Regions from separate parts of the Homo sapiens genome. Here region 1 is linked to region 2. A link is an interaction called in ENCODE POLR2A ChIA-PET data of the cell type or tissue named here. Cell type or tissue: OCI-LY7. All regions are shown on one strand. Links, peaks and the distances in the headings refer to the core of each region. The heading gives the core; the rest is flanking DNA.

Region 1 (4,404 bases), core at 169-4,168, 400 kb before region 2:
CTCTTGTCAAATTTAGGCTGATGTCTTCTTAGGTTACTACAATCTTTATGACAATCAGTAAGAGAATAAGGGTGTGTATTTCCAGATTACAGAAACTGGTTGAGCCACCTGAGGCAATTCACTTGGCCACTCTGTATCTATTTTTGTTCTCTTTAAAATGCTTATGGGAAAAATATGTTGACATCTCAGACATTTACAACCATGAAATTTCTTAATTCCAACTATGTGTGATTTTACATACCTTGCATTTCATTACTGGGTCTCGATCTAATATTTTTCCAAATCCTATCAAGGTATGGTAGTGTATTCACTTCAGCTAACAAATTATCCTTCACAATAGAATTTTAAATGAAACTTTAAATGCATTAATAATAACTTTCTGTTTATGGACATTAGCTCAAGTTGAGTCTTAGGAGTATATCACATTATACCATTATCTGTGTGGATATGAAGGAATGTATGTATTTAACATTTTACATGTACTGTTTACTATGGTCTGCATGAAGATTTATGCATGTGGGTTCATAGAAAGATAATGGGGGCAGAGGAAATGGGGGTAAATATGCATTACAGAATGGGTTTGTTAATTTCCCTGTTATTACAGGATGTTTTCGCAGCTTTTCAATTTGGTTTCCACCAGCCATTCACATGACCCAGAGTAGGTCTGAGATGGCCCAGGAAAGAGGATGATTTAATGCCTTAAATGATTCTTGATCTGCCCATTGGAGAAATTATTGAAACCACAATAGGGCTTGTCATATGGTCTTCATTCTGGGCAGAAAATTTTCAGTTTCAGCCAGTTTGGTAAAATTTAGACTGAAATAGGACAGTTGGTTTTCTAAGACACAGAAAAATTAACAAAATCAGTAATTGATCAAAATTGCCTGTTCTGTGGGGAAAAACTTGGGGACTTTTAAAATTTTCACTGTTTACGTTTAGAAAAACAATACTGGTCTCTTACTGACAATGTTTTATGTGTGGTAGATGCCTAGTAAATGGTGGTTGGATGGATGACTGGAGGAGTGAGTATATTCATGAGTTATTATCCATTTTCCTAACTCTTGGGACCATTTTGAATGTCCCAGTTGCAGAAAAGATGTCCCTCCCATGAGCATCTTATGTAGAGGCTTGATGCCCTTTGGATTGTCAACCATTTCCATGGAGCAAATTTGTCTTCGGTAACATAGGGTGTTTCTAAACAGAAAATTACTCTTCAAGTTCAAACAGGAGCCTACACAGCACATGTATTTTTCTGTGTCCATACTTAAAAATGTGCCAGATACAACAACCTGTCCCACAGAAGAATTAAGTATGCCAGTCTAGGAGCTAGTTAACAATTGGAATTGTTAGTTCCTTGGGATATGTATAGGTCTGTCTCTGCAGAGATTAAATTGGCTGTGTCTTTTTTTTTTTTTAAAGGAGAGCATAAAAGTGAGGCAATCTATAGAGTTTTGGAGGAAACCTCTAGAATTGGGTTAGTCATTTTGGGAATTCCTTGGTACTTTTTCTTCTGGGTTTATAACTTCTGAATATGTGCATCTTCTCCATCACCATTAAGAAGTCAGACCATCTTAGGTTCTTATTTAAGAAAATGCTGGTTGAATATGCCTATTTTGTCTACCAGCTTGCCAGTTTCACAGACTGCTGGTTTACTCTCCAACATCTGATAACACAGGAAATAGCGGGGGAGGCTGATGATGAAATGAAAATGCTCTACTTTTAAATTAGACTAAAATAAGTTTCTTTTTACATGTACAGCTAATGTTTGAGGCTGTAGTTGCAGTTAAAGCTTGCAATAAGATAGGAAGGACGTTCATCATAACTAGCAGATAGAATAATATTAGCACTAGCAGTTGACTCGGCTTTTAGAGCATGTGAAATGTGGGAAAACATTTCTGTTGCAGGATCTGGCATTTAGTATTCCAAACAGAACCAACCTGTTAACTTGTTCTGAACCAGGGTTTTCCTTTTATTTTCTAAAATTTTCTGAATATCCTTGCTCAAAGCCTGAGTTTGTTGCCAGAAAAGATCTCTGACTGTGATTGTGTTTTTGTGTTATAGATTTTTTTCTGGAAAAATGTAATGCTGAAATAACTGTATAGTTATTTGGCAGACTAAATATTTATTTTTATTTTGTAGTCACTTGAATTAGGAATCCCCGTAGGTTATAGAAATCCTTTAAAACAGTGTTTTGCCCTAGTCTTTCCCATGGTCCGGGGCATGCATGTGATTAAAACTTGCCCATACTCTGCAAAACAATCTAGCTTTAGAGTCTTTGATGGGGAAACAGAGGCAAGAAGCCATTGAGTCAACAAGATGGAAATATGGAATATGAACATTAGAAAAGGGCCAGTGCAGCACTTTGGGAGGCTGAGGCGGGAGGATTGCTTGAGCCCAGGAGTTTGAGACCAGCCTGGGCAATATAGCAAGACCTCCATCTCTACAAAAATAAAGTAAAATAATTATCTAGGCGTGGTGGCATGCACCTGTGGTCCCAGCTACTTGAGAGACTGAGGTGGGAGGATCGCTTGAGCTCAGGAATCCAAGACTTCAGTGAGCTAGGACAGCCCCACTGCACTCCAGCCTAGGCAACAGAGGGAGACCCTGAAAAAAAAAAAAAAAAGAAAGAAAGGAGGGAGAGAAGGGAAGCGAAGGGGAGGGGAAGGGAGGGGAGGGGAGGGAAGGGAAAAGGAAACTTTGGGATCATCTGGACTAATCCCTTTAGTTTAAAATGAACAAAGTAGGACCCAGAGGGGTTAGATGACTTGCCCAGTATTACACAGTTAGTGGCATAGATGAGACTGTAAATTTATGTTTATATTCATCAAATATTTATTGAGTTTATGGAGTGTCTGCCATGGGTGCAGCACTGTGCAAGATCCAGGGGAGACTTGATGAAAAAGTCAGATGCACCCCCTGCCATTGTGAAGTTTATGTGTCCTAGCAGGAGAGGGACACTAAACAGTGTTACCCTATTACTTAATGCCAGGAGTATCCAGAGGTATGAAGGATGCTCCCTTTGAATCATAAAGCAGACCTGAGATATCATGGGGGCCTCTTTGATAGGTCCTTACAGCATCCTTTAAAGAAAAAAATGACTGTCCTGAGCAACCATCTTGAAAAAGAGAAGAAAAGGCCCAGCTTGTAATTATGGCAAATGTTACATGCTTGGCTATTTAATGGTATCCTAGAGCCCAGGTTAACTATGGCTTTCAGGCAGGGCAGTCATTTTTTCATAGTAGTAATTAGGACTATCTAAACTTTTAGAGTAGCTTTATTCAAGCACTTAATTTTAAAATTAGCATTTTACTTCTTAAGTTTGTAGACAGCAGTGATGCTGATGTGCATATATTAATATGTTCCCGCAGTTTGCAGATTTTACATTCTAAATGTGTGTCTGTTGCAAAGTAATAAGGATCAATATAAAATTCTGCACAGAGTCCAACAGTTGCACAAGAACAGGATAAAGGGATATGTATTTTAAGAGTAGCATATGTAAGATCTGGTGGCTTTAGTTGAAGACATGAGTCAACAGAGCAATGTCACTTCCAAGAAAGTGTTACGTGAAGGTTTATGAACAGAAGTATTGGCATCAGAGAAGAAGCTCTTCCTCTACCCTGCATTTGTCAGCTTATCTGGAGAAGTATTCAACATTTTAGTGGCAGGCTGAACGAGGAGTACACACACAAATCATCCATCCATCCATCCATCCATCCATCCACTCATCTATCTATCCAACTATTCATCTTTCCATCTATCCATCCAGTTATCCATCCGTCTGTCCATCTGTCCAGCCATCCATTCATTTATTCGCCCATTTTGTTTATTGTCCCTTTAACAGAATGGAAGCCTCCCTCAGAAGAGCAGGGTGGGGTGGGAAGTTGGGGGGATTGCTCACTGCTGTCTTCCTGGGGCCTGTAACAGTACTTGACATGGCAGGCCCTCAATAAATTGTTGAACGACTGAATAGAATGAATGTGAGAATTTCAAATTCTGTCAGATGAGAAATAGTTGAAGGAAGTGAACTTGTTGTAAAGAAAAGTTTTATTGGAGCCACGAGAACTATCAGAGTTTTGAAGGCCTGTCACATGGAAGAACAGAGGGGCAGGGCCTTTTCTATGTTTCTACAGTGGACAGGGCAAGGAGCAATGGATGAAAGCTGCAACAATGGCAGGAATGGCAACAAGGCAGGTTTAGGAAGCCCTCATAATCTGAAGACAACTGATCCTGGGAAAAGCTCATTTAAGGTAGATACAATTAAGCCTGGGTTAAAATTTCATAGTAAATACAAAAATAAATTCTTGATTGGGACTTTTATTTTGAAAAACAAAACTGAACATTAAGAAAATAAGTTTATTTATTATATTAACACAGTTTTGATTATAATTTCAGCTATAGGCTAAT
Region 2 (4,404 bases), core at 107-4,106:
AATTAGGTGCTAAATGGTGTGATTATATTTAACTGAAATGTTTTAACTTGGTGAAAAAGGGCCTAGCTCCTTTCCAAAGCTTCTGAGAGAGCAGATTACTTATTCTCAGCGGAAGTAAACCTATGTACTACTAGTAAATCTCAGCTCTATTAGAAAGGGCAGAAGAGTGTCCAACAGAAAGAACTTCTACTGGAGGAAGAGGTTTGCCTTAGATAACTTAGGAGGAGGGCACAGGGAGAGAAGGGGAAGAGTGCCAGGAAAATCCAAGAGGAGGCTGGCAGCTCTTAGAGGAAAACTAGGTAAATTCCACACATTGGAGTCTCCCAGATCACCAGGGTGTCTTAGTCACTTCAGGATGCTGTAACAAAATTACCAGAGAAGTTTATTTCTCTCCATTCTAGAGTCTGGGAAATCCAACATCAAGGTGCCAGCTGAAAAGTTTCCTGGTGAGGGCACTAGCTCTGGTTTGCAGATGGCCACCTTCTTGCTGTATCCTCACATGGTGGGGAACGAGATCATCTCTCTCGTGTTTCCTCCTTTAAGGGCACTAATCCCGTTCAGGAGGGCTCCACACTCATGTCCTAATTACTCCCAAAGGTATAACTCCAAATACACCTAATCTCAAATGGGGGATTAAGGCAAAAACATGTGAATTTGTGGATGAAACAAACATTCAGCCCAGAGCAATGGATACAAAGCAAAAACAAACAAACAAAAACCCAGTTTGCCTGTTACATGAATACATTGTTACATAAATATTTGTTCTCTGTGTAGAACTTTGGTTCACAACCCTGGCTACACAATAAACTACCTGAGTTTTTAAAATATCAGTGAACAGGCTCCATTGCACACTAATAGAATCTGAATCCCAAAGGGTGGGGGTGGGGGTGAGTATTCATGTTTTTTACAAACTCCATAGTTATCCTCCTGTGCCACCGACCTTGAAAAACCACTGGTTTAGAATATTTGTTGAGCACGGCTGAGATGGATAACTCCAGTTGTCCTCCTTCATGTAAAGCTAAAAAGATAGAGAGGCATAGACTCCTTCCCTACTCTCTATTGATATTTGGGTTTGTTAAATTAAACAACTACTTTTAATTGGTGAGGCATTTTCCTTTATAGTCTGGACAACTCAAACTTGCACCACCAAGCCCTTGCCAGATGGCAGAAAGCAGGGCATTGGAAGGTATTTCCTCCCTGTTGAGTACCAGCTCCACTTCACCAGCCAACCCATGAGACAGTGTTCTACAATGCCACAAAGACAAATAGCCACATGCGTCTCCCATGTACCCGGATACCACCTTGAAGGGAAGGGACAGAACTTTGAAAGATATTACATTTCCTGAAGTTATCAAAGCAGAGAAAACTGAATTATCTGATGGGACAGTTAAAACTATTGGATTGGACTGAAATGGCAAGATGGAACTAAGCTTTAGTTCTTTTCCCACATCCCAGCAAGAAGAAAGTAAATCAGCTCTTCTATAGACAAAATAACAAAGCTCACATTTTCTCTGTATACATAAGGAAAGGTGAGGGATTTTGGACCCTGAAACATGAGTTTATGAATATACACATGCATACATCCATTTGCATGTGCATATGTGGATATGCACATTCACGCACTGTAGACCAAGGCAGAGAAAACTAGGACTTAAGAGTGCAGCCAACAGTGGGCTGCACCTGGCGTGTTCTGGGATTCTGGTGGCAGAGAAGGAATACCGGCTTCTTGGGAGCAAATCCTGACATACAAGTGTGGGAAATGCGGCAAAATGAAACTTGTTGAGCGCTGTTGACAAGACAATTTTTCTGGGAACTAGTGCAGTCATTCAGTGAGCCGGCCAGACAGAGCAGAGTTCATTTCAGATGTTTCTATTGTCCCAGACATGGGAGTTCTACTTGTCACCATTTGGTGTCAGTATTTTCTATCCTAAAAGTCCTCTGGGTTATAAAGCAAAGGCCCTGTTGGAGAAAGTCTGGAGTATTTTACTGTGAATAACTAACTTTATTTCAGAAAATTTTAATATTCCTTTTAGCCTTCACTGCTTTGTTTTCTGCTTTGTAATTGTTTTTCTTTGTGCAGAAAAAAGGCAGCATTCTCTTTATCTGCAAAGGCAAACATCAGAATTACACCATTCATTCATTTGACCAACAAATCTTGAGGACCAGCATCTTGTAACACAAGTCCCTCCACCTACAGAGCTTTTCGGATTCTAGAGGGCAACATGCTCAGGGCAGAGGCAGGTGTTGGAGGCAGCAGTTCTGTAGAAAGAAAAGCTAGCCCTGGCTTTGAGCCTGGTTTTGCCACTTAGCAGCTATGTGGCTGTGGGCAATAAACTTAACCTCTCTGAGCTGCAGTCTCTTCATACATAAAACATACATAATAAACACTTTTCTTCCAATTTTATCATGAAAATTAAAGAAGTTGAGGGATGCCTAGGCAGAGCACAGGGGATGTTTAGGGCAGTGAAGCTACTCTGTATGACACTTATAATGGTCATTATACGTTTACCCAAACCCAAAAGCGAACCCTCCTGTGTAAACTACAGAATTTGGGTGGCAATGATGTATCAGCGTAGGCTCACCGATTCTAACAAATGTACCACTCTGGTGGGGGACGCTGGGAATGGGGGAGGCTATGCATTTGTAAGGGCACAAGGTGTGTGAGATATCTCTTTACCTTCTGCTCAATTTTGCTGTGAACCTAAAACTGCTCTAAAAAATAAGTCTGTTTTTAAAAATTGAATGTGTTACAATGGTATGTTTGTTGCAGAACTATTCACAACAGGAAAGATATGAAATCAACCTAAGTGTTCATCAATGGATGATTGGTTAAAGAAAATGTGATATATATGAAATATACAATGGAGTACTACTCAGCCACGAAAAAAAGAATGAAATTATGTCTCTTGCAGCAACATGGATGGAACTGGAAGCCACTATCTTAAGTGAATAACTCAGACACAGAAAGTCAGATACTGCATGTTCTCACTTACAAGTGGGAGCTAAATCTTGTGTACACATGGACCTAAAGAGTGGAATAATAGACATTGGATACTTGGAAGGGTGTGGGACAGAGGGGGAGATATTATAAAATTACTGAATGAGTACAATATATACTATTCAGGTAATGGCTACACTAAAAGCCTGGACTTTTTATAACTATTATATCCATGTAACAAAACAACACTTACACCCCCTAAATCTATAGGAAAATTTAAATATTAAAAATGGAAAATGTTACTTGCATTCATAGGTACATATTAAATAGCTGTTTAATGTGTAGATAGAGGCTGCTCTGGTTGTGTAGTCTTCCAGCTCTGGACTGTGCCAATAGCATGGGGTTTGGAGTCAAATCCAAGTTCTATCATTTACACTTGATGGCATTTTGATGACAGATAATTTGCTTAAATCCTCTATATGTGCATTTAAATTTGTATAGCTATTGCCAATCTGCAAATTGCTCTCCATTGACAATGTACCAGTTTACACTCAGATTACACACCGGAGAGGTGATGGGCCCGTTGTCTCACGCTCATCACACATGGTGTACTCTCAAACTTTGGGTTGCTTGCAAATATGAAATGTAGAAGAAGCTATCCCAGTGGAGTTTTCATTTGCTTTTTCTTCAATATGAGTGAGGTTGTGCATCTTTTCATCTATTTAAGGGCTACGAGTATTTCTATAAACCATCCTTTCTATCTTTTGCTTATGTTTTATTGGGTGTGTGTGTTTCCTTATTTATTTGTGTGATTTGCTTATATATGACAAAATTAGTCTTCTTCCTGAGTATAGGTTTCAAATACTTCCCCCGATTTGTTTTCTGACTTCTGACTTGGTTAATGGTGGTGACTTTTAAACATGCAGATCTTTTAAATGTAGTCAAATATATCAATCTTATTCTTTATGGCTTCTCTGTTTGTGTCATACTTAGCCCTTTCCCACTCAGAGATTCTAAACCCTAAGCAGCAGCGGGTGGGATGGGGTGGAGTGGGATGGTGAGGGATGGGAATGATGTTCTCTTCTAGGTTTTTTAGGGATTTATTTTCACATTTAAATCTTTAATCCACTGGAATTTATTTTTGTGTAACAAGTGAGGTATTGGATCCAAGTTTCTCTTCCCCCAAGTAGCTTCCTACTTGTCCTAGATTCTTTTATTAAATAATCCATATTTTCTCCACTTATTTAAAACCTAGTTAACTTTTGAAAGAATACACGAAGGTCCATGACTTCTAAATTTGGCAGCAGGAGGAGGTCTAAGCTGCAGAATGTTAGATGAGGCTCTTAGCTCTTTCTGAATTGTATCTGTTGTTATTTGGAAAAAGAAGAAATAAAAGTGCATTGATCTGAAAATTTAATTCAACAAATAGCTGTGTGGGAGAGTGGAAACAACACAGGCTCTTAAGT

Evidence for each region. Peaks named below come from ENCODE experiments on the same cell type or tissue, not always from the same donor. Only the 100,000 strongest peaks of a DNase experiment are listed, where the experiment ranks them.
Region 1: POLR2A ChIA-PET joins it to region 2 with 7 read pairs; 1 of 35 experiments calls an interaction of 5 or more read pairs at or near these places.

What each region holds. Positions count from the first base shown.
Region 1 is chr10:96,692,759-96,697,162 of GRCh38, reverse strand. The region is part of intron 2 of PIK3AP1 (phosphoinositide-3-kinase adaptor protein 1); the gene reads left to right. Among named protein-coding and RNA genes, the nearest start is that of PIK3AP1, 26 kb to the left of the region's middle. RefSeq lists a silencer at 1,605-1,654. In OCI-LY7, for the core only: no CTCF peak of the experiment used is centred there; a DNase peak (open chromatin) is centred at 1,672; H3K4me3 peaks cover 2,390 bases; H3K27ac peaks cover 2,961 bases.
Region 2 is chr10:96,290,967-96,295,370 of GRCh38, reverse strand. No RefSeq gene overlaps it. Among named protein-coding and RNA genes, the nearest start is that of DNTT, 11 kb to the left of the region's middle. In OCI-LY7, for the core only: a CTCF peak has its summit at 1,917; DNase peaks (open chromatin) are centred at 1,610, 1,890 and 2,200; H3K4me3 peaks cover 1,832 bases; H3K27ac peaks cover 4,000 bases.